2 separate regions of the Homo sapiens genome follow, and region 2 is linked to region 1. Evidence: read pairs that join two places in POLR2A ChIA-PET (ENCODE). Cell type or tissue: CD4-positive, alpha-beta T cell. All regions are shown on one strand. Links, peaks and the distances in the headings refer to the core of each region. The heading gives the core; the rest is flanking DNA.

Region 1 (12,526 bases), core at 3,400-7,399:
TTTTTGTGGTAGTAATGTGGGCCCATCTGTGTCCGTTTTTGAGCATTCATTATGTTCTGATGGGAATATGGGGGTCAGGTTGTCAATTAGACTGGTCTTTACTTTGAAGGTCGGTAGGGTTGAATTTAATTTGTTCACCAACTTACTTAATTTCATTCTGAATGCTGATGCTTGAGGAATAGGTTTTAATGGAGCAAGATGCAGTGGGAAGTAGGGACTTAGAGGATGTCTAAATAACCGTGTCTGAGCAGTCACTGGTTTTTAAACATTGTAGCTGCTCAATGGTAATAATGCAAATTTTAAAAAAGGCAGATGGGTAGTTTTCGCCTAGCTTGAGAAGCTTTAAAAATCATCATGACGACTGTACTATCTTAAAACGTGATCAGCTATAGAAGCAGATAAAACTGTCGAGCTGTTATTAAAGTGTACTTACAGTTGAAACATATTAGTCTTCAAAGATGCCATCCAGTTACTGATCCAGAGGTAATGTTAATGGTGGTGTTACTCACGGTGCCAAAACACCCACAGATCAGTAGAAAATGTGGACAGTCAATTTAGAAAATTTGCAAAGCAGTCAGAAGTGAGAGGCAGTGTTGGGTAGTGAAGAGTGGACCAGACTCCAATCTTGGTCCTAGTCCGAGCTTTGCCACTGTGTGGTCCAGAATGTCTTTGCCACTCTCTTAACTTAGTCATTTCATCTCTCTGGGCCTCAGTTTCCTCATCTGTCATAATGAGGAAGTTGAACACCTGGTCTCTGTGTTCCTTCTAAAGTTTCTGTCATTAAGTCTGTTTGAAGATAGTCTCTTCTTTTGAAAGTATTAGTTTGTTTGGCCAGTTGGGCCAGGTCATAAATATTACGGAATTATTAGTCAGCTCTTGAAGACAGGAATGTTTGAGGGCTTTGAAAGCTAGCCCAGCAGGAAGCTTTTCGTGGTCTGTGTATTTTCCTTCCTCTCAGGAATGATTAGGCCGAAATCAACCATCTTCTCAGTCCATCCTCTTTGTAGTTTCCTGAGATGAATGACCGAGGTGTTTTCTCCTCAGAAAATAACATAGGAGAAAAATTCCAAGGGAGGTCTCTTTATTCAGGAACTTGCAATTTAGGAATTAAGTGTGATAACTTTATTTTACCAATTTTAATTTTGTGACTATAACATAATATAAATAAGGATTCTGTTACATGCAAATTTTGAAATCATGCAAAAACCAAAAAAGGAAAAGAAGTCAATCAAAACTTGTATAATTTCAAAGATGGTGGCCAGGTGGTTTGGAAGCTGTGCATGGGATTGCCACATGGCCTCTCCCCTCTAGCAGGCAACAGGTGCCTTGTGTGTTTAGTCAGTATCTGCTGCATGTCATTGCTGATGGCATTCAAGTTTTTGCTTATGTGTGCTGGTATTTAATGTTCACTTAGATCTAAATATCTTTTTTTAGCCTTCAAAGATGTCAACCAGGTATTCATCAAGAGATATATTAATGGGGATGTTAGTGATAGAGCCCAGGACACCCCCAGCCCCCAGATCAATAGCTTTGTAACAGAAGCGCTAAACCACTATGAAGGTGATCAGACAACAGGGGGATGCATCCTGCCATTAATTTAGCAGAAAGAGCACACGTCCAAATAGGAGAGTTAAAATAGAGAGGTGCTGTAGCAAAGTGGCTCAGAGCATGGACTCTGGAGCTAGCTGCATGATGCTGCTAGCTGCCATTTAATTAGCCTTGTAGATTTAGGCAAGTCACCTAGTCTCGCTGGGCCTTAATTTCCCTATCTGTATGATGGAATAAATTTAATGTCTACTGCAAAGGTTATGTGACACTTAGCAAACATGATAAAACACAGGTTGCCGGGCCCACCCCCCAGAGACTGACTCACTGCATCTCCGATATTTGCATTTAACTAATTCCATGATGGTGCCGATGCCTCGGACCCTGGGATGACACTTTGAGGATCACCATGCTGTGCATTTGTACACACAGACACACACGTAGGCATTTGTTTTCCAAAGTAAAGGGCATACTGTTTGGAGCCTAATGTTTTTCTCCTATTTAGTGCCTTGTGAATATTTTCCCTTTCATTATTTATTCTAATAATGGATGATTTTAAGCTGCACTGTATTCCATTATTAGATATTTAAATGGCTTCCATTTTTTCCGCTATCATAGACCATGCCGGAATAAATATCATTCTGTGTACACTTGTCTACATCTCTGTTGATGTCTTTAGGGTAAATTCCTAAAAGTGGAATTACTGCGTTCAAGGGTGTTTCACGGTAAGGCCTTTTGCTACACATTGCCAACAAATTCTTCAGAGAGTAGCAGAAATTTGTCTTCTTACAAGTAGTCTATGAGAGTAGATGCTGATTTTCTAAATGTAAGGGAATAAGAAAAACTTCATGATTAACTTTTTTCACGTGTATTTGGGCTTTGGTGGGAGTAGGCAAGAAGAATATCCGTGGATTTATAGAGTAAGCAAAAGTATGTCAGGAAAAACTAGGAAGAATAGGGCTGAACTGTGGCTTGATTTCAGGAGAGTTTCTGGGATTCAGACTTGAATTAACTGAATGATGCTGTAATGTATAAGTGTTGGTATAGGTGATTTTATGCAAAGAAGAATAAACATTGGCTTACTTTTATTTATCGTATACGGTATGGGTGACTACTGCTGCTAGTTCAAGGGTCTTGATTTTTTAAAAATGTGTTTCTTGACTGTGGTAGCTGGGAGCCCCAGGATACAGACTTTTGGTTAAATAACATCTGCTCCACTCTGCCTTCCCGTGTGGGCCTCTCTAACCCTGGGCCAAGCAGTTGAGTCTCTCCTCGGGGTGCCTGGAGTGAGGGTGGATACAGCTTGGGTAATTCAGCATCTGTACCTAAAAACTTACTCAATGTAGGCTTCATGTAAAGAAGTCAGTGGTTCTTGGGAACAGGGGTGAGTGAATGGAGGCGAAAGGTGGGGCCCTCCACAGGTCAGTCAGGCCCTCAGGGTGGGACAAGAGCTGTAGGGCTCTTGGTTATAAACCTGTGTGGTGGAGACCAGCAGGTGAGCCAAACTCTTCTTTATTATCAGAACATTTCACTAATAAGGGATCTCAAGGGTCATCTGGCACAGCCTTCTCTTTTTGCAGATAAGGAAGCTAAATAATTTATTATTTCAGTTAAGCTTCACCATATGAGAGTTTTTGGTTTTTTTTTTTTTTTTTTAAAGTTTTTAGGATCAGATAGTGAACCTTGGAACAGAATTGGCTGCTTTTTGTTTCTTTTTTCTGGAAGTGCTGAACTTTAGAGAATTGTGGCTGCATGGTAGACAGGCAAAACAGGAAGGACACAGTGCAGCTGAGAGCGAGGGTGGCCTGTGGTCTCTCGTTTGGCCTGGAGAACGGGCTGATTTCAACTCCTCCTGCACTGCTCCTGAGTCACGGGTCCTACACCACCGTGCCTCTCTCCCGAGCTCAGGAGGCCGAGCTCAGGACTGCATGCTCCTTCCTGAGTGGTCTCCAAAGGCTTCAGAGTGGCCTTGGATGAAGAGCTGCTCACTTCTGTGCCAGTCATGTTTTTTAGAATTTACGTACTAGTTTTCTTCTTGCAATTCAAAAAAGTGTTTTTTTTCTTTTCCTTTTAGTAAAGAAACACGTATGACGGGTTATTTCTTTTAAAAAGCAACAGCTCCCCTGAACACCAAACTGTGCCTTTTACCACTGGGTGACACTGTTAGACCACAGAACGTGCTTTGCTGGTAAAATCAAGAGTCCTTGAATTTCAGATTTCATCAAGCTACTTTACATAGGAGAGAGAAACTCCAAATCACTTAATAGTCATCTATCAAATGTTATTTGATAAGTGTAATTTATCAATTTTAAGGCCAATGAGTTTAAGGCAATCAGTTATTAAAGAAATCCATTAATTGGGCAGGATTTCCATTGCTTAGAAGTTTTTGCAGATTAATGTGCTGCATATTAATGAACTAATTATTTCATGGGAATATTTATGCAAGCCAGTGTACTAATATATCTATTTCTCACCAGACAAAAGTCTAAGTTATCTTTCTTTGGCAAAAGACTCACTGTTGATACACAGCAATTAATGTTACGGAGTTTTAGTGAGGATTTTTTTGAGCCATCTTAAAAGCACGTCTGTTGGTTAGAGAAATGGGTATTTGGTTCTCTGTACTGGTATGTGTTAAGAAGATTATGTCTTACTATTTCTGAGCTCTTTCAAGATCAAATGAAGACAGAATTGTTCAAAGCGTGGGTTGACCTCCCCTACTCAGTTTTTGGCTCCTTTTGGAAATCTGATGTCTGCCCTTCTAAGCGTAAGGTGAGCATTATCTGGTCAGTTTCAGCTGACCACTATGTGACTGAGATGTTTCTGAGGTTAAGAATTGAGTGCGAGTCAGGCCCTCCCTTTGTGGGGTTAACATGAGAAAGAAGACAACTTCAAATTTAATTTTAATAGAATCAGACTTCAGTATCCTACAAGAGGTATTAATGGAGTCCTGCAGGAGTGTAAAGGGGAAACACTGAGGAGGAGCCAGGGAAGACTTGGTGGGGTGAGTTCCTTCATTTGGGTACTCTAAACCGCCCGTATTATCCTGTTCATTCAATACTTTTTTTTTTTTTTTTTTTTGAGATGGAGTCTCACTGCATTGCCCAGGCTGGAGTGAAGTGGCGCGACCTTGGCTCACTGCAGCCTCTGCCTCCTGCGTTCAAGCGATTCTCGTGCCTCAGCCTCCTAAGTAGCTGGGACTACACACATGCACCACGATGCCTGGCTCATTTTTGTATTATTATTATTATTTTTTTAAGTAGAGATGGGGTTTCTACTTGGCCAAGCTGGTCTCAAACTCCTGATCTCAAGTGATCTGCCTGCCTCAGCCTCTCAAAAGTGATGGGATTTACAGGCGTGAGCCACTGTGCCCGGCCCATTCAGTACGTTTTAATACGGTGCACACAGTGTGACATACAGCCCAGGGCTGGGGAAGGCAATAGGAGGTAAGATGAGAGGTTTGCTGGCCTCTGGAGGTCAGCCAGAGGCACAAGGAGTCGGCAGCTCCAGCTTTCTCCTAGCTCTTCTGTGTCTGCTAGTCACTGTGAGGCCACTGCTACTTTGTATGGCTTATGTACAAGCCATTGTGCCAGAGCATAGGGGAGAGGATGGAAGTCACTCAGAGGTCTTTTCCCTTCTGCAGAGATTGACTTCTGTGTCCTTCAAGGGGAGACAGTGTGGAAACGTGGGAAATTAGCCCACAGGCGGGGAAGTGCCTGAGGCAAGGGGCGTCCAGTGGAGTCTTCCACAGCAGTTCAAACAGTAGGACATGTCTCCGGAGGAGAGGCCCCGGGAAGACTCGGGGAGGCAGGCTGTGAGCTGGTCTTTGCAAGGTGCCTGGAGTTTTACTGGCTGGGGAGGAGGGATTTCTGCCCAGGAGGAAATCGGAAGCAGAGGTGGAGATGGGAACGTGCACGGGCTTGGTGTGTACTGGCTGCCTAGAGTTGATGCCAGAGAGTTAAGAACCACACATTTGTAAAGGTAATTGAGGACTCCACTATCGAGAAGGGGGCCACAGAAGGCCAAGCAGTTTAGCATCCTCTCCTGAGGTGACCAGTGATGCTCGGCTTGGTAGCCCTGATCTGATTAAATGAGTTAGCTCATTGGATTTGACTGAGGATGCAGCCGGATTAGAGGGAAAGGCAACCGGAGGGGATGGAGGCCATGGAGAAGCCAAGTGCACAATTCCCAGGATGAGGGATGAGCGACTGGTGATAGGGGGCGATTTTCAGATGCGTTTATGGAAGGGAACTGATGATCGATTCTGTACTTAGGGTTGAAACCTGTGAGATAGAACCTTTGGGAGAAATAAGGAAGTTAAGGGAAGACTGCGAGGGATTGTTTCTCAGTGGAAGAATGGTGTGTGTGCTGTCGTCTCTGTTGCTTTTGAGAAACAATAGCTCAAACTCAAATTCGCCTGGGATGACTTCTGCTACAGTGTAGGCCCTGTGGGGTGGGGTTGGCTCTGTCCTTTCAGTGTCCTTTCCAGCACCTGGGCAGTGTCTGGCACCTCAGAGGCCTTCAATAAATCGTGAGTAAAGGGGAGCTCAACTTGACACCTGTTGATTCTGAGGTGAACATTCCAGTACGAAGTTGGAATTTCAGAGCCAGAGCTTGGGAAGTCAGGAACTATCTCCACACACACTTTAGAAACAGCTCTTGTAGCAGAAGGGGTAAAGGTGTATGGGGTTTCCAGAGGCATGATCGAGAGAAGAGGACAGGGCTGTGGCCCTCTGCCTGGACTGCTGGTGGCGTTAAAGGGAGGGAAGAGGAAGTGTGGGCAGAAAGCTGGGGGAGAACAGGGGGAGGACAGAGGGAGGGTGGTCCAGGGGCTGCCTTCGCATCAGCAAGGAAATACCAGCCCCAGACCCAGGAGAGGCCCAGGAGAGTGTCACCAAAGGAGGGAGCCCTGGATGGCCTGAGAAAACCCTGCCGGGTGTGGACTGTCATGCGGATAGAAACATGCTGTTGCTGTGAATATTTGAAGGATGACATTTGTTGTCTGTTAGTGACCACGGATCACAGCCCTTGGGGACAGACATTGAGGGCCAGAAGCACAGGCACTTCTTACCAGAAAAAACACCTGACAGGCCAAGTGACACTGCCAGCTCCTAGGTAGCAGTTGGTCTGGGGAACATTAGCCAAGGTCCTTCTCAGGGTGAAATTTCTCTGGAATAGTTCTCAGGCCCAGCCATTGCCCTAGGAATAAGCTCAAATGCACCTCTTTGGTTGATAAACATTCTGTGCTTTGGGGCTTCAGATGGGACTGACTAGGGCTGGGACACCCAGAGCTGCAGAGTGGAGCAGGCTCTGCCTGTGTGTCACGTCCACATGGTGAACATGGCAGACGTCTGGTCGCCCTTCTCGTTTCTCCATAGATGTGCTGCTGTTGGCTGAACCTAGGGGACATTCCTCTCTCCCACCAGGTACTACTCACAGGATGAGGGTAGTTCTGCAGTCTACCAGGGAATTCTAGAATCTGCACAGGAGTAGAGGAAGTGAGGGTGCAGGGTTTGTGTCTTATCTGCAGTCCTAGGACTTTCAACTGGGTGAAAAAAGTCACCAAGGATCAGCCTCTTGCCAAGACAAGGGGCTGTTATAGTTGTCTGTGGGCCCTTGAAGGATTTTATTCCCCCCTTAAGCCATTTTTACCTCCTTCCCTGAGCCAGGAATTGAATGAATCTTTGTTTATTTTAAATTAGTTTTCTTCTATCTAGAGACTTCTTGTTCTCACACCCTAGAGTATTTTTGTTTTTGTTTTCATTTTCTCTCTGTATTTTGTCTTCAGTCTTTTCTAAGTTTGTTTGAATATCCAACTTCCTGGCAAAACTAGATTATGTGAGAACTGCTTTGTTTTTTTTTAACTTTGGCTTTGATCATGATATATTTGGACAATATAGAAAATGCCTCTTTTTAGCCAAGATGCAGACTTTGGGGAGGTACAAGGCTGAAGAAATTTAGTTGCAGGAGTAATTTGCTAGTTTGCATGGAAAGCAGCCCAAACTGTCATTGCTTGACCATCAGCCTCACTTTCTTCTGACAGATACCAGCTGGGTCTTGGGTACCCAACTTTGGCACAAGCCTCTCTGAGATCCTGCTCCAGTCATTTTCTTTCTTCCACAGCACTTTCTCCCTTCCCTGTCCACACTGGAAAAATGAGCAGAGGCCAAGATTGGGTTCATCATTATTCTTTGTTTAAACTAGTGTACTTGCGGTATACGGTCATTCACTTTCATGTTGATGGAACATTAAGTAATGGAGAGTTAGAGTAATGAATTAGTTTGTTGGGACTGTTTGCCTACTTTGTTGAGCATCTGCCACGTGGGCAAGTACTGTGGATGGTAGATGTTTTCCATGAGTTTTCAAGAATGCTGAGACCAACTCTGCATATGCAAGTGTACTAGCTCTGATTTCCAGTTGAGGAATCAAGACTCAGGTTAAATAATTTTATAAAATCAATAATTGATGAGTGACCTAACCAGGGATTCTAATTCAAGATGGGTGGTCTTCAAGCCTGATGCTTTTTTCCATTATGCTGTATAACTTCCCATGGACTATGGATGAAATGACAGAATTGTCATTATGCAGCAGCAACCAAGTGACTTGTGGATAGTAATTTTAATAGCTGTTGAACGTGTACTCTTACACATGCAGAGGAGGGCATGCACCAAAAAAGTGTACTGATTGAGGGTGAATGTTTAGAGGAAACACACCTGTGTCACCAGAATCTGTATTATCCAGAAACAATCTTTTCCAGACCCTGGAAGCCCCATTGGTACTGCCGTCTATTCACTCCCGAAATAAGCATTATCCTGACACCTAACATCAAAGGTTGGTTTTGCCTGATTTTGAACATTATGTACATGGACGCATGCAGTATATACTCTTCTGCATCTTGCTTTGTTTGCTTAACGTTGTATTTGTGAGATTCAGCTGTGCTTTGCTTGCAGAATTGCCAGTTCATTCTCATTGCTGCATAGTATTCCACTATGTCAGCACACCGCTGTTTACTTACCCATCCTACTGTTAGTGGACATTTGAGTTGCCTCCAGTTTGGGACTATTATGAATGGCCTGCCATTAACATTCTTATAAAAATCATTTATATTGATATATTTTAATGAAATATGTCTTTCCTGCCTCCCATCTCACTTTAATGTCATCCTTTGCAAGATGTTTTCTGTTTGGGATCGTAAAGCTGTGATGTTAGAAAGGTTCTAAAGTCCTGTTGAGAGACAGGAAATCATTCTGTTAAAGTCAAATCTGGTTCGTCCATCCATCATCCCAGCCCATGGAGTGCCTAAGAGCTTCCTTTTGGAATTACACAGACTCAAGGTCAAATCTTGGTCCTGCTCTTAAGCAGCTTGGTAACCTTGGGCAGCAGTGACAGCATTATTGTTACTAATTTATTCTTATTCGTTGCCAGTGACAGCGCTAATAGCAGGTGATGTCTATTGAAGGCTTACTGTGTTGTAGGCATTGCGTTTGGTGCATTTCATTTTTTTTTTTTTTTTTTTTGAGACAGAGTCTCACTCTGTCGCCAGGCTGGAGTGCAGTGGCGCAATCTCAGCCCACTGCAGTCTCCGCCTCCTGGGTTCAAGCTATTCTCCTGCCTCAGCCTCCCGAGTAGCTGGTATTACAGGTGCATGCCACCACACCCAACTTTTTGTATTTTTAGTAGAGACAGGGTTTCACCGTGTTGGCCAGGATGGTCTCGATCTCTGGACCTCATGATCCGCCCGCCTCGGCCTCCCAAAGTGCTGGGATTACAGGTATGAGCCACCGCAGCCCAGCAGTTGCATTTCTTATTTACTCTTCATAGCAACCCTGTGAGATCTGTCAGTCCTTTTTCATTGTTGCCTTGTTAAACTGGCGAAGGCCCTTACCCAAGATCACACTTAGAGCAAGTGAGGAAGCTGGAATGCAGATGCGGGTTGCCCCACCCAAACCCATGCTCTTGAAGCTGTCAGCCTCATTTGGAGACTGGGAAGTCATGACCCCTGCCTCATGGGCCGTATGAGGACCAAGTGACAGGGGAAGCTTACATATACCCCCAGGTGACATGGACACCAGCTCCAAGATGGATTCCTTTCCCTGCATCTCTCAGAATGGCCAGCTGCTTTTGGGGTGTGCTTTGACTACAGTGCAGGAAGGCGGAGTGGGCATGGCTGCTCCACTCTGGCTGTCCTAAGGAAAGCGGACCTGCCATTCCAGGTCTGGACACCTCATTAGTTGAGGAGGTGTCGCCACCTATTGGTCGTTCCCACCTCACTCGGGCCAGCTTCTGGTTGCTGTAGTGTAGGCAGATGTCTGTCGGATGTTTCTTGCCCTCCTTAGTTGTCACTCCCTCCTCCTCTGCCATTTTCTAAATATAAAATATGTGCCTTATTTGTAAAAATACATTTTCGGGGGATGAAAAAACTGATGAGAAAATGAGTTTGATACTTTCCCAAGAGCATCACTGTTTGGCATTTGTACAACAACATATTGGCAGCAAATTTATTGAGTTCGTCATTGTTTTAAATGACCATCCTGGGAAGCCACAGAGGACTGTCCCGTAGCCATAGTGGAGCTTGGCAGAGTATGAAACAATAACGTCTCTGCACTTACGCTGATGACTCTGGTGGGACGTCGTTTCTAAGCCTTGGTGCACCAGGTTGGTGGCCACAGAAATCCCCTGGGCACTTGTCTGTTGCCTGGTCTAAGATGGAAATTTTTAGGTTTGCCTTAGGGCCAGGCAAGTCAGGAGTTTGTGATGAAACCAACTGCACTTTGGGAAAAATTCTTACCGGAACTCAGGCTCCTGCCTGTCTGGGAACTGTGGGTGCTGAGAGAGAGGCTTTGGATCTAAGAGGTGTCTTTCCCTTTTCAGGCTGACCCGGCCTGGAGTTTGCCGCCTCCACCTTACGTAACTTGGGTTTCTCAGGGTATTGCCAGAGGGTTGGCAGAATCTTAGAGACAGCTTAGGAAACAGATTCTCCAAAAGTATCTTGGAATTACTTTTAACTTTCCAGACGTTTTAGCAGTTCAAAAGGTTGTTTCACTTTGGTTGGTGGTAGCGCACCTGTAAACTGTACACGTTGCCACGTGCCAAGAGATTGTTTTAGAAAGGATTCAAGTATTAGTGCTTCTAGATAGAATTAGGTCTTATATATTTAGGTAAACATGAAAACTAGCATAATCTGTAAATTCTGATTTTTAAATCTTAGAGGATTAGGTTTTGAATTCATCTCTTTGATGTAGAAATATGCAGACATGGAACCAGAGCAGTCTGCTGGGGCAAGCCAGCTACGGTCTGGGTTTGTTTTATCAGCCCAGTTGTGAAAGTTTTCCGAGGGAATGGTAATTCACCTCTGGAAAGCAGTCAACAGAAGTACCTGGGATAGCCAGAGAGCTGGGCCCGGAGTGAACTTTGGAAAGGGAAAAACATGAAAAGCAAGGACTCAAAATCCATCTGTAAGCATGGGATTTCCCAGTGCTCTGGGATAGTAGAGTCAAATAATGACTTCCGTGTGTTGCTCAGTGGAAATTAAAGGTAGAATTCTCATCAGGCAGCATTTTTCAGTGCATAGTGTGTCTGTCTGAAATACAATTCTGTTATTACTCAACAGCTTGAAAATCTTTCAGTGAGTCCCCTCCATTCAGAACAGCACGAGAGGCCCTTGTCATCAGGCCTGTCTGTTTCCTGCCCCACTCTGAACGACTGGAGCCATTCAGAACTTCATGCAGCACCTTGGCAGTGTGATAGACAGACCTTTTTAGACTTTCCAGAAGCTTCTTATGTTAGTTGCATGAATAGGTCCAAGAACCATTGAACGTTGTCAGTGAGAAAGTCTGTGGGTCATTCAACTGAAGTTACAGTTTTGAAGAAATCAAAGCCCAGAGAAGTAGAGTTTCCTATACAGAGTTTTCCAGGCCTCTAAATAAAGTATGTAATGTTGCTGGTTGCATAGTTGGGCTTATAATAGCTTCTATTGAGTTCTCATGTTTGTGCCAGGGATTAGAGAGAGTCTTTGCATATACATTTTACTCAGTTTTTACAGCATTCATTTTACACATAGGAGAGCTGGGGGTCAGGGAAGTTAGGATTTGTCCAGGATCTCAAACCAGTTTTATTTCTCCTTCACTGAGCTGGTCCTGGTTTTCCTTAATTGACTTAATACATTAAAAAAAGTTACTTTGAGTAAGTTACTTGACCAGTGAAGTGACTGTGACAAGATTATCTTTGTGTTTATTTCTAGAAATGATGTTTCATGTCAGTAATAATATTTGCTTGCAAAGTACTTGTACCTCTAGACATTTCTACCCCATCTTTACTCTCAGGCTCCTGGATTCCTTGTTGCTCAGAGAGGAAATGTACCTGGCCGCTCAACCCCACTTTCTGCACTACACCTTATGGCGGTGGAATCCAAATGGCTCAGGGACACCCTCTGTCGTTAGCCCATGCCTTTGTTACTTCATTTAAGTAATGCTTTCTGAACAGGTCCAAGGGGTCAAAAGAATAGGAACATAAACCAGACATGTTCTTTGCAGTGAAGAGAGGATAAGATTTATATCCACATTGCTATAATACAAGGCGGTGGTTGACGAATTACTAGGAAAAAAGAACAAAGAACATCCCATAGAATTTGGGAAGGCGTCAGGGCAGATGCGGCATTTATTTGGATCTGCTGGATGCGTGAGTTTGGCTTTGTGGAGATCCGGGGCTGCGGTGGGAAAAGCCTCAGCACGCCTTCGGAGGGTGCAGTGCTGCTGTAAGCATGCTGGTGGAGGGAAGGCGGGGTGTGAGGATGTGGGGAGCAAGAACATTTGTTTCAGCTTGATCGGAAGATAGGATTTGTGAGACGCAAGAGTTGCCTTATACCAGAGTTGTATTTTCCAGCGTTGGTAGCAGTGAGCAGGATGGCTGGCAGAGGGAAGAGAGCTGTGAAGAAGGTCATAGTGATGGTTATTGCCATGTGTTAGTCACAGCTCCAGGGCGGGGT
Region 2 (12,526 bases), core at 5,740-9,739, 200 kb before region 1:
TGAGGAAGGGAGGCAGCAGATGTGCAGAGCCCATCTGCCCAGCTGGGGCCCATGTGCTTCCTCCTCATTACCTAGCGGATGTCAACAGCACATGGGGCCAGGCCCCTCCCAGATGTGCCACCATGGAAACCATGCCTTGGGCAGGTCTGCTCCTGATTGCTGAACTGGAACAAGAGTGAAAAAGCTGGAGGCCAAGCTCCCCCATCGTGCCCACCCCTGATTCCTCATGGTACCCTGAGGGGTGTCCAGCATCTGCCCATGCACCCCACAGCCTTCAGGTCCCCACTCTGTCCCATCCCTCTCCAAGAAGCCACCCTTGGAGCCCCCTTCCCGTCTAGAAGCATGCACCACCCAGGTAATTTTTAAAATTTTTTTGTAGAGACAGCATCTCACTGTGTTACCCAAGCTGGTCTCAAACTCCTAGGCTCAAGCAATTCCCCCATCTCAGCCTCCCAGAGTGCCAGGGTTACAGGCATGAGCCACATATCCAACTGAGACTAGAACGGTGTTGCCTTTGATAGCTTTGCAGTGCTATTTTATTGTTTTTGAGACAGAGTCTCACTCTGTTGCCCAGGCTGGAGTGCAGTGGCGTGATCTCAGCTCACTGCAACCTCCCCCTCCCGGGTTCAAGCGATTCTCCCGCCTCAGGCTCCCGAGTAGCTGGGATTACAGGTGTGCACCATCCCGCCCAGCTAATTTTTGTATTTTTAATAGAGACAGGGTTTCACCATGTTGGCCAGGCTGGTCTTGAACTCCCGACCTCAAATGATCCACCCACCTTGCTCTCCCAAAGTGCTGGGATTACAGGCTTGAGCCACCATGCTCGGCTTGCAGTGCTTTAAAAAAATGCTTTTCTAGGGAGTTCTATGTTTATGTCTTTCCGTTACGATGTGGCTCCCCTGGTTTCCAAAGACACCCCATGCCCCAAGTCTTGGCTTTAGCCACAGGCAGTTGTCTCTGGGGATACCTTTAGAAGACGCTTGTGGGTGAGAGCAATTCTTCTTCCATAAGAAAGCCTTGAGGATGCTACCAATGGGTTTTCATCCTGGCTTTGCCTCCATATTGTTCTTCTGGCCCAGGGTGATTTTTTCCTGGTGCCCTCCTCGCTGGAGCTGTTCGCTTCCAACTTCCGGAGTTCCCAGGTGCCTTAGGCCCCACCCCCTCGCTCTTCAAGATGGCCTCTGAGGTGCCTCCTGCATGGCAGCCTTCCTGGCGTTCCCAGGTGGGATTAGACCTATCTTTCCTTCCCTGTTTCTGACCTTAGGTTTCATTCTCTCAAGAACTCTTTGTGGACGTGCTAGTGGCTCTCATGACCCCTCCATAACACATTTGTGTTGGCATAATGTGGTTTTGGAACTGTGCCTTTTCTCAAAAGACATGGTTGCTGGCAATTTTAGGGACTTCAGCGGGATGGTAGGGAGGATGGTGCCCCTGCTCCCTGGGATGGAAGAGGGCAATGGGGAGAGATGGTCCAGATAGAGGGATATGGAATAAGCAGCTCCTGGGCTGCTGGCTCGGTTCCCATCTCTGCGAAGGCCTCGCTGTGGCTGGGATGTGAACTTTGGTCATGACTTGGTTCTAGTAAGGCTGTTACATTATTCATTTGACCAGGGAGAAAGGGTGCTAGGGCCAGGGGAAATTATTATATAATGAAGTATGTGTTTTAGTAAATGGATGAACTCACATTCTAGCTTTGATATGCTGAGTAGATTTTAGCCAGGAAGAAGGAACAAGGCACTGCCAGATTGATTGAGAGGGGGAAGGGGAAGGAGGACCTCACTGGTGGGGCGGAGCTGACAGTGCATTAGGTCACACGGAGGGCACAGCCTTCCATCCGGCAGTCACCCCTCAGAGTCTCAATCAGGCCCTGGATCCTCAGACAAGCTGGCTTTTAAGAGTCTGGCAGATCACACAGTCTGGGTTTTTGTTTCTTCTAAGTGGCATTGTTTCCTGGCTTATAAACATAGCCTTTCCACCTTGGCAATTCATCCCTTCCGGAAAGGGTGGCTGGCACTAAGCTCCAGCCTCTCGCAGCCCTTGGATTGTCTCATCTGGTGCTGAACTCCGAGCACACCAGAGAACACAGAGGCTTGGGCTCTACGAGAAGCATTCTGGCTCTTTTTCTTATTTTAAAGGAAAGTTACTCTAGATCCCAAAGGTATAATCAGATCTATTCTTACACCCTGCTTTGAGGAAGAAGTGGGTAAAATCCAGGCCAGTGGGCGCTTAAGCAAGGAGGCCACATGGTCCCTCTGGGGGTTGCTCAGGCCTTGAGGGCCCTGGAATTTTACCTGGTTTTCGTTGTGCTACATCTTGGTGACAAGCTGTACCTTCAAAACCTCTCGGTATTAGTCAGGGTTTGTAGTTGCAAGCAATAGAAATGGAGTCACCAGGACACTGGAGAATTAGGCTCTGGGCTGACATCCAGGGACCACACCCCAGACTGCTGCAGACCCAGCCTGGTGACCGCTCTGCTGCAACTTTGACCTCAGAGGCTGCAGCCTGGTCCTCTGATTCTGCTGGCTGGCAACACCAGACCACTGTTGTCGGGCCAAGAATGCAAATTTGCTTAGTGGCCACTGTTTCCAGTTCTTCTACTTTAAGCTGCTAGCTTCCCATTCAGTCTTGGGGTGGGGACATACCTCAGATTGTAAGAAGTCAGGTCAGAGCTAATGCCACAGATACAGGAAAGATGGGACTAGTTAGCTACTGATATCATCAGCATCTAGATTGGGAGGTAGGCTCTGCTTCCTCCTGAAACTCAAAGCGAGGAATTCCATAGACATAGAAGGAAAGTTCAGATACTAGGTGGCCAAAAAGAATGACAGATGTCCACTACCCTCTATTAGAGCTGACCTTGACCCCCATGTGCTGCTTCCCAACTTGAGGACATTCACTCATTCTTTCAACGTACATTTATTGAGCACTTATTACAAGCCAGGCACTGTGATTACTTCTGAAAATATAGAGATAGAAGAAATGACTTTCTTCTTAAGTAGCCCACAATCTAGTTGCTAAAATAGACAAGTAAACAAAATTAGAATGGTACAGTAAGTGCTTTGATAGAAGTATGCACTGAGCCACCTCATCAGAGGAGGCAACACATAAATTGAATCTTGAAGGATAATTGGGAATTGCCAGGGCAAAGGAGGGTGAGTGTGTTTCAGGAAGAAGAACTTCACTGTAGCTGCATGTGGTTGCAAGGAACTTGGTGGGCTGGGGATGGAGGGACAGGCAGAGATGGATCATAAGAGCTTTGCATGGCTTGCTGAGGAGTTTGAATTTTATTCTGAAGATTATGAAGACTCTTTGGGGTACAGTGCACCCCCTCCACCAAGGGGCAGCCAGAGTGCTTCATTAATTGGGTCCCAGATCCTGTGCCTCCTGACTGGGTGAGACACCCCCAACAGGGGTTGCCAGATACCTTATACAGGAGTGTTCCTGCTGGCATTAGCTTGGTGCCTCTCTGAGACAGAGATCCCAGAGGAAGGAGCAGGCAGCCATCTTTGTGGTTCTGCAGCCTCCACTGGTGACACCTCCAGGTGTGGGAGGAACCCAGATGCATAGGATCTGGAGTGGACCCCCAGCAAACTGCAGCCACCCTATGGAAGAGGGGCCTGAATGGTAAAAGAAAAACAAACAGAAAGCAACAACAACAACAACAGCATCAACAAAAAAATCCTTACAAAACTCCATCCAAAAGCCAGCAGCCACACAGATTGAAGCTAGATAAACTCACAAAGATGAGAAAGAAGCAATAAAAAATACTGAAAACTCAAAAATGAGAGTGCCTCTTCTCCAAATGATCACAACACATCTCCAACAAGAGCACAGAACTGGGCAGAGGCTGAGATGTATGAATTGACAGAAGTTGGCTTCAGAAGGCGAGTAATAATGAACTTTGCTGAGCTAAAGGAGCATGTTCTAACCCAATGCAAAGAAGCTAAGAACCACGATAAAATATTACAGGAGCTGTTAACCAGAATAACCAGTTTAGAGAGGAACATAAATGACCTGATGGAGCTGAGAAACGCAACACAAGACCATCATAATGCAACCACAAGTATCAATAGCCAAATTGATCAAGTAGAGGAAAGAATTTCAGAGCTTAAAGGCTATCTTGCTGAAATAAGACAGGCAGACACTATCAGAGAAAAAAGAATGAAAAGGAATGAACAACACCTCCAAGAATGATGGGATTATGTAAAAAGACCAAACCTACGACTGACTGGGGTACTTGAAAGAGACGGGGAGAATAGAACCAAGTTGGAAAACATACTTCAGGATATCATCCAGAACTTCCCCAACCTGACAAGATAGATCAACATTCAAATTCAGGAAATTCAGAGAACCCCAGTAAGATACTCCATGAGAAGATCAACCCTAAGACACACAGTCATCAGATTCTCCAAGGTTGATATGAAAGAAAAAATGTTAAGGACAGCCAGAGAGAAAGGTCAGGTCACCTACAAAGGGAAGCCCATCAGACTGACAGTGGACCTCTCAGTAGAAACCCAACAAGTCAAAAGACATTGGGGGTCAATATTCAACATTCTTAAAGAAAAGAATTTCCAACCCAGAATTTTATATCTGGCCAAACTAAGCTTCATAAGCAAAGGAGAAATAAAATCCTTTTCAGACAAGCAAATGCTGAGGAAATACATCACCACCAGGCCTGCCTTGCAAGAGCTCCTGAAGGAAGCACTAAATATGGAAAGGAAAAAGCATTACTAGCCACTGCAAAAACTCACTGAAATACAAAGAACAGTGACACTATGAAGCAACTACTCAACAAGTCTGCAAAATAACCAGCTAGCATGATGATGACAGGGTCAAATCCACACATACAATATTAACCTTAATTGTAAATGGACTAAATGCCCCAATTAAAAGACACAGAATGGCAAGCTGGCTAAAGAGTCAAAACCCATTGGTGTGCTGATTCAAGAGACCTATCTCACATGCAAAGACACACATAGGCTCAAAATAAAGGGATGGAGGAAAATTTATCAAGCAAATGACAACCAGAAAAAAGCAGGGTTGCAATTCTAGTTTCTGGCAAAACAGACTTTAAACTAACAAAGATCAAAAAAGACAAAGAAAGGCATTCATAATGGTGGTAAAGGGATCAACTCAACAAGAAGAGCTATCATATATATATATACACTCAATACAGGAGCACCCAGATTCATAAAACAAGTTCTTAGTGACCTACAAAGAGACTTAGACTCCTACGCAATAATAATGGGACACTTTAACACCCCACTGTCAATATTAGGCAGATCATTGAGACAGAAAATTAACAAGGTTATTCAGAACCTGAACTCAGCTCTGGATTAAGTGGACTTGATATATATCTACAGAACTCTCCACTCAAAAAGAAGAGAATATACATTCTTCTCAGCAACACATGGCACTCACTAAAATCAACCACATAATTGGAAGTAAAATACTCCTCAGCAAATGCAAAATAACAGAGATAATAATAAACAGTCTCTCAGACCAAAGAGCAGACAAATTAGAACTCAAGATTAAGAAACTCACTCAAAACCACACAACTACATGGAAATCGAACAATTTGCTCCTGAATGACTCCTGGGTAAATAATGAAATTAAGGCAGAAATCAAGAAGGTCTTTGAAACCAATAAGAACAAAAAGACAATATACCAGAATTTCTGGGATGCAGCTAAAGTAGTGTTAAGAGAGAAATTTATAGAACTAAATGCCTACATCAAAAAGCTAGAAAGATCTCAAACTGACATCCTAACATCACAGCGAAAAGAACTAGAGAACCAAGAGCAAACAAACCCCAAAACTAGCAAAAGACAAGAAATAACCAAGACCAGAGAGGAACTGAAGGAGATAGAGACATGAAAAACCCTTCAAAAAATTAGCAAATCCAGGAGTTGGTTTTTTGAAAAAAAATAATGAAATAGACCACTAACTAGACTAACAAAGAAGAAAAGAGAGAAGAACCAAATAGACAATAAAAAATGATAAAGGGGATATCACCACTGACCCCACAGAAATGCAAACAACCATCAGAGAATCCTATAAACACCTCTATGCGAATGAACTGGAAAATCTAGAAGAAATTGATAAATTCCTGGACACATATATCCTCCCAAGACTGAACCAGGAAGAAGGCAAATCCCTGAATAGACCAATAACAAGTTCTGAAATTGAGGCAATAATAAATAGCCTACCAACCAAAAACAAAAATAAAAACAAACAAACAAAAACAAAAAACAAACAAAGAACTACCCAGGACCAGACAGTTTTACAGCTGAATTCTACCAGAGGTACAAAGAGGAGCTGTACCATTTCTCCTGAAACAATTCCAAACAATTGAAAACTTCAGGCCAATATCCCTGGTGAACATCAATGTAAAACTTCTCAATAAAATACTGGCAAACCAAATCCAGCAGCAGATCAAAAAGCTTGACCACCATGATCAAGTTGGCTTCATCCCTGGGATGCAAGGCTGGTTCAACATACACAAATCAATAAATGTAATTCATCACAAAAACAGAACTAAAGACAAAAACCACATGATTATCACAATAGACACAGAAAAGGCCTTCAAAAAAAGTCAACATCTCTTCATGTTAAAAACTCTCAATAAACTAGGTATTGATGGGACATACCTCAAAACACTAAGAGCCATTTATGACACCCACAGCCAATGTTATACTGAATGGGCAAAAGCTGGAAGCATTCCACTTGAAAACTGGCCCAAGACAAGGATGTCCTCTCTCACCATTCCTATTCAACATAGTATTGGAAGTTCTGGTCAGGGCAATCAGGCAAGAGAAAGAAATAAAGGTATTCAAATAGGAAGAGAGGAAGTCAAACTGTCTCTGTTTGCAGATGACATGATCCTATATCTAAAAAACCCCATTGTCTCCACCCAAATGCCCCTTAAGCTGATAAGCAACTTCATCAAAGTCTCAGGATACAAAATCAATGTGCAAAAATCACAAGCATTCCTATGCACCAACAATAGACAAGCAGAGAGCCAAATCATGAATGAACTCCCATTCACAATTGCTGCAAAAAGAATAAAATACCTAGGACTACAGCTAACAAGGGAAGGACCTCTTCAAGGAGAACTACAAACCACTGCCCAAAGAAATCAGAGAGAACACAAACAAATGGAAAAACATTCCATATTCATGGATAGGAAGAATCAATATTGTGAAAATGACCATACTGCCCAAAGTAATTTATAGATTCAGTGCTATTCTCATTAAACTACCATTGACATTCTTCACAGAATTAGAAAAAAATACTTTAAAATTCATATGGAACCAAAAAAGAGCCCATATAGCCAAGACAATCTAAGTGAAAAGAACAAAGCTGGAGGCATCATGCTACCTGACTTCAAACTATACTACAAGGCTACAGTAACCAAAACATCATGGTACTGGTACAAAAACAGACACATAGACCAATGGAACAGAATAGAGATCTCAGAAATAAGTCCACACATCTACAACCATCTGATCTTCAACAAACCTGACAAAAACAAGCAATGGGGAAATGATTTCCTATTTAATAAATGGTGCTGGGAGAACTGGCTAGCCATATGCAGAAAATTGAAACTGGATCCCCTTCCTTATATCTTATACAAACATTAACTCAAGATAGATTAAAGACTTAAATGTAAAACCCACAACTATGAAAACCCTAGAAGAAAATCTATGCAATACCATTTAGGACATAGGCACGGGCAAAGATTTCATGATGAAAACATCAAAAGCCATTGCAACGAAGGTGAAAATTAACAAATGGGATCTAATTAAAGAGCTTTTGCACAGCAAAAGAAACTATCATCAGAGCAAACAGACAACTTGCAGAATGGGAGAAAAAATTTGCAATCTATCCATCTGACAAAGCTATAATATCCAGAATCTACAAGGAACTTAAATTTACAAGAAAAAAACCATTAAAATGTGGGCAAAGGACATGAACAGACACGTCTCAAAAGAAGACATACATGCAGCCAACAAACATATGAAAAAAAGCTCAACATCATTGATCATTAGAGAAATGTAAATCAAAACCACAATGAGAGACCATCTAATGCCAGTGAAGGAACTGAGAAGGGTCAAATTAACAGAGGTGGGAAGAAAGCCAGAAGACTGAAAGCATACAGAAGAGAGAACTCAAAGAGGAAGTAGGAAGACCAAGAAACACAGAGATTAAAATGTGTGCATTTGATCTTGGTGGAAAGACGTCATTGGTGACCTTTGTGAGAGTTGTCGCAGTGGAGTGGTGGCCAGGAAGATTACAGTAAGTAAAGGAGAGAAGGAAAGTCAAATAGTGGAGATAAGAAGTGCAGAATATTCTTCAGGAAGCTTGATTATGAAAAAGAAGAAACAAGATAGGGCAGGAGCTAAGGGGAGATATTGAATCCACAGTGGAATTGCTAAAATATGAAATATGGCCATTACTACCTCTCCAGCATCTTCTTGCCAGGCAGATACTGGTCTTTGAATGCATGCAATCCACTGTCACTCTTGTCTTTCTCTCCCTTCATCTCAGCCAAGGAGGAAAAGAGAAATAACTCATCCAGCAGGCATTTCACGAATATTTAGTGAGTAGCTACCCTACCCCAGACACTGCTTTCAGTTCATCAGTGAACAAACAGACAGTGATTGCTGATCTCAGTAAGCCCACTGCAAGCAGCATTAATAATGTACTTTGTTAGCATCATCTGACATCAAAACATACACTGAGCCAGGTGTGGTGGCTCACACCTGTAATCCCAGCACTTTGGGAGGCAGAGGTGGGAGGACTGATTGAGACCAGAAGTTCGACACCAGCCTGGGCAACATAGTGAGACCCTTGCCTTTACAAAAAAAAAAAAAATGAGCTGGGTGTGGTGGCATGCACCTGTAGTCCCAACTACTCAGGAGGCCAAGGTGGGAGGACTGCTTGAGCCCAGGAGGTTGAGGCTACAGTGAGTTGGGTCATGATTTTGCCACTGCACTCCAGTCTGGGCCAGAGAGCAAGACCCTTTCTCAAAACAAAACAAAAAACAAACAAAAATCCCCAAACACCTGTGGAAATATTACCTGCAGCTAATTCTGTAGCACTTGTTAATTCATGGGCAAAATTTATTCAGAAAGTTAGGGAGTTGGCCGCACGCGGTGGCTCATGCCTGTAATCCCAGCACTTTGGGAGACCGAGGTGGGTGGATCACGAGGTCAGGAGATCGAGACCATCCTGGCTAACATGGGGTTTAGTAGAAACCCCGTCTCTACTAAAAATACAAAAAAATTAGCCTGGTGTGGGGGCGGGTGCCTGTGGAGGCTGAGGCAGGAGAATGGCGTGAACCCAGGAGGCGGAGCTTGCAGTGAGCCGAGATTGCACCACTGCACTCCAGCCTGGGCGACAGAGCGAGACTCCATCTCAAAAAAAAAAAAAAAAAAAAAAAGGGAGTTATGCATGGAAAGTCGAGGAGAGGAAGAATAACACCATTTTGTCACATGTAACATAAGAAAAAAATAACAGTGCTGGTGACTGGATTTGAAGGAATTGGTGGGTTTTCAAGAAAGGTATTTAAAACAGACTCCCCTTGGGGCTCAGATCTGGGGTCAGTGTTTGGCTGGGCAGAGGGTATCCTCCATCCCTCCTGGAGATGCAGGGATTCACACTTTTCTCCACTCAGTGCTGCTTTCCCTCAAAGACTTCTTCGTAGGCTGGTGCGGTGACCTTAGTGGATGCTCTCTCTCTGGCCTAAAACACGGGGCTCCTCTCTTGCCCTCCTCTCTTCTTGCTCTCAGGTGGGGCAAACAAGCCCCTTATGGGCTAACTCTCCCTCTTCTTCCAGGTGCCTGGCTTTAGGCCTCACTAGTCTGACACTCCAAGCCTTACTCCTTTCTGGTTTTACCTGTTTCCTGAGCAGATTGTCTTGACAATCTGCTCAATATCTCAGCTCCTGCCTCGCTCTTTTCATTCCTCTTTCTGTAGCCCAGGTTCCTGCCCCCAAACCCTCACCTGGTACCCTGATTCTGGCTGTCATCTTGCCAGCCACTCCTCTGACTCCCAAAGCCATGGGGAGCCCCATCCCAGTGCTGTCTGCTTGTTGGAAAATCCTAATGTCACCTGTTGACTGTTCTCAGGGCCCAATCAGGTCCTGTTGTAGTTTTCACACATCGTTTCCTGGCCGCCAAACTGGATTTACTTTTAACACTTAACAGAACATTTTTGATCACAAGTGACAGAAAATGAACCCACACTTGCTTAAGCTAAAAAGAGGATGTATTGACTTGCAGCTGAATAGTCCAGGGGCTAGACTATTTTTAGGCACAGCTGCATAACAAATGATATCATCAGGACTCTGTCTAGCTCATTTTAAAAATAGACTTTGTTTTTTAGAGCAGTTTTGGGTTTATAGGAAAATTGAAGGAAGGTACAGAGTGCCTCCATAATCCCCTCTTACTGTCCCCTCCCTGTGCACACAGTTTTCCCTATTTTTAACATCTTGCATTGATGTGGTACATTGATTACAATTGAGGAAACAATATTAGTTCATTATTATTAACTAAAGCCCATATACGCATTAGGGTTAGCTCTTTGTGTTGTATAGTTATATGGGTTTTAAAAAATTCAGAAAGTCACTTTTCCACCATGACAGTATCATATAGGATAGTTTCACTGCCCTAAAATCTCTGTTCTCCACCTATGTCTCCTTCCCCCGTACCCCAATGGCCACCACTGATCATTTTATTGTCTGTATAGTTTTGCGTTTTCCAACATGTCATAAAGTTGGAATCATACAGTATGTATCCTTTTCAGACTGGCTTTTCACTTAGCAATATGCATTTAGTGTTCCTCCATGTCTTTTTGTGCCTTGATAGCTCATTTCTATTTATACCTGAATAATGGGCCATTGTCTGGATGTTCCACATGTGTGTTTATTCATTCACCTATTGAAGGACATCTTGGTTGGTTCCAAGTTTTGGCGAATATGAATATCGCTTCTATAAACATTCACGTGTAGGTTTTTGTGTGAATTCATTTGGGTAAATGTCAAGGACCATGATTTCTGGATCATATGGTAAGCCTATGTTTAGCTTTGTAAGAAATTGCCACACTGTCTTTCAAAGTAGCTGTATCATTTTGCATTCCCACAGGCAGTGAATGAGCATTCCTGTTGCTCTATATCTTCTCCGCAATTTGATGTTGTCAGTGCATAAATTTCAGCCATTCAAGCAAACAATCCAGGGGATAGACCAACTAGAGATAGTTGGATGTCAAACAGTGCCATCAGGACTCTGTCTTGCTCCTTCTGTGTCTCGGCTTTTCTTTCCCCTGGGCCAGCTCCAGTCTCCTGCAGGGATTCACTTCACGGTGTCTCTCATTGGCTTTAGGAATACATGCCCACAACTCCAAGTTCAGCATAAAGAGAATACCTCTTTCTAGCACAAGTTGTAGAACTTGAATTATGTATCTATCCCTAAAACAATTCTTGTGGTCTGGGAAATGAAATATTTTCCCTTTATTCGCTCATTCATTCATTCATTCATTCATCATGAACACTTACTATATGCCAGGCACTGATGATAATTGGTCAGGCCCAAGTCACACATTCCAGGAGTAAAATTGGTCCTCTACCCAAATCCCATGGATGGAGAGCTGAGGCAGTAAGTTTCCCCAACGTGCTGTTATCAGAAGAAAGCTGGATGGATCATGGATGCCTGGCAGGTAAAAATACCTTGTCCTCCACCTACAACTGTGGAGTCTGTCCCCAGCGCCTGCCCTACTCATTGAGTGGGTATAGTTCTATGTATCAGTCCAATTTCCCATTTCTGGATCATTCCAATTTCTCCAAATCCAGCAGTTGGCTGGGGCCTTCCTGGTCAGATCCCAAGGTGGGACACCGTGGCAGATTAGCACTCCCGTCATGGAGCGATGGAGGCTGCTTCTCCTCCTTTTGAATCTGGGCCACCCTGTGATCACTTTACGTAATGGGATGTGTATGATGAACGTTGTTCTACTTCTGGACCTACCCTTTAGAGGACCGGCAGCTTTTACCTTCACCTTTTAGAAGCCACTTGCCATGTTAGAAGTATGAATATCCTGAGACCACCAAGCTGGGAAAAGTGTAAACCATAAGGCTCCAGGTATGTGGAGGAGGAAGCCATGGTGAAAGGGTCCCCTTCAACCCAAGTCACCCCAGCTGATGCACATGCATGAGAGTCAGACAGCCCAGCTGAGTCCTTTCCAAATTCCTGACCCACAAAGTTGTGAGCAAAATAAATTCATTGCCTTAAACTGCTGGTTTGGGGGTTGCTTGTTACACAGCAACAATGTCCAGAACAGACGGCAACTAGTGTTACAATATAATCAATGGAAACTTAGCACACTAACCCAATGGGCCCGATCCATGTGTTGGGGTAATGTCCGAATTCCTTACCTTCCTGAGGCCAGGGCCCAATCCATGTGTCAGGGGTAATGTCTGGATTCCTTACCTTCCCGAGGCCTACAGGTAGTCCCGCAGGTGCTGTTGACCTC

Evidence for each region. Peaks named below come from ENCODE experiments on the same cell type or tissue, not always from the same donor. Only the 100,000 strongest peaks of a DNase experiment are listed, where the experiment ranks them.
Region 2: POLR2A ChIA-PET joins it to region 1 with 7 read pairs; 5 of 35 experiments call an interaction of 5 or more read pairs at or near these places.

The regions. Positions count from the first base shown.
Region 1 is chr10:14,534,367-14,546,892 of GRCh38, reverse strand. All of the region lies in intron 2 of FAM107B (family with sequence similarity 107 member B), which reads left to right. LOC124902381 (a long non-coding RNA gene) reads right to left here. Exons shown (of 3, transcript XR_007062063.1): 3 at 9,046-12,465. Among named protein-coding and RNA genes, the nearest start is that of MIR1265, 100 kb to the right of the region's middle. RefSeq lists an enhancer at 9,630-9,699. In CD4-positive, alpha-beta T cell, for the core only: a CTCF peak has its summit at 3,657 (motif pointing right); DNase peaks (open chromatin) are centred at 3,412 and 3,692; H3K4me3 peaks cover 232 bases; H3K27ac peaks cover 909 bases.
Region 2 is chr10:14,738,633-14,751,158 of GRCh38, reverse strand. The region is part of intron 1 of FAM107B (family with sequence similarity 107 member B); the gene reads left to right. Among named protein-coding and RNA genes, the nearest start is that of FAM107B, 30 kb to the left of the region's middle. RefSeq lists enhancers at 8,329-8,438, 8,499-8,548, 9,971-10,020. In CD4-positive, alpha-beta T cell, for the core only: no CTCF peak of the experiment used is centred there; no DNase peak of the experiment used is centred there.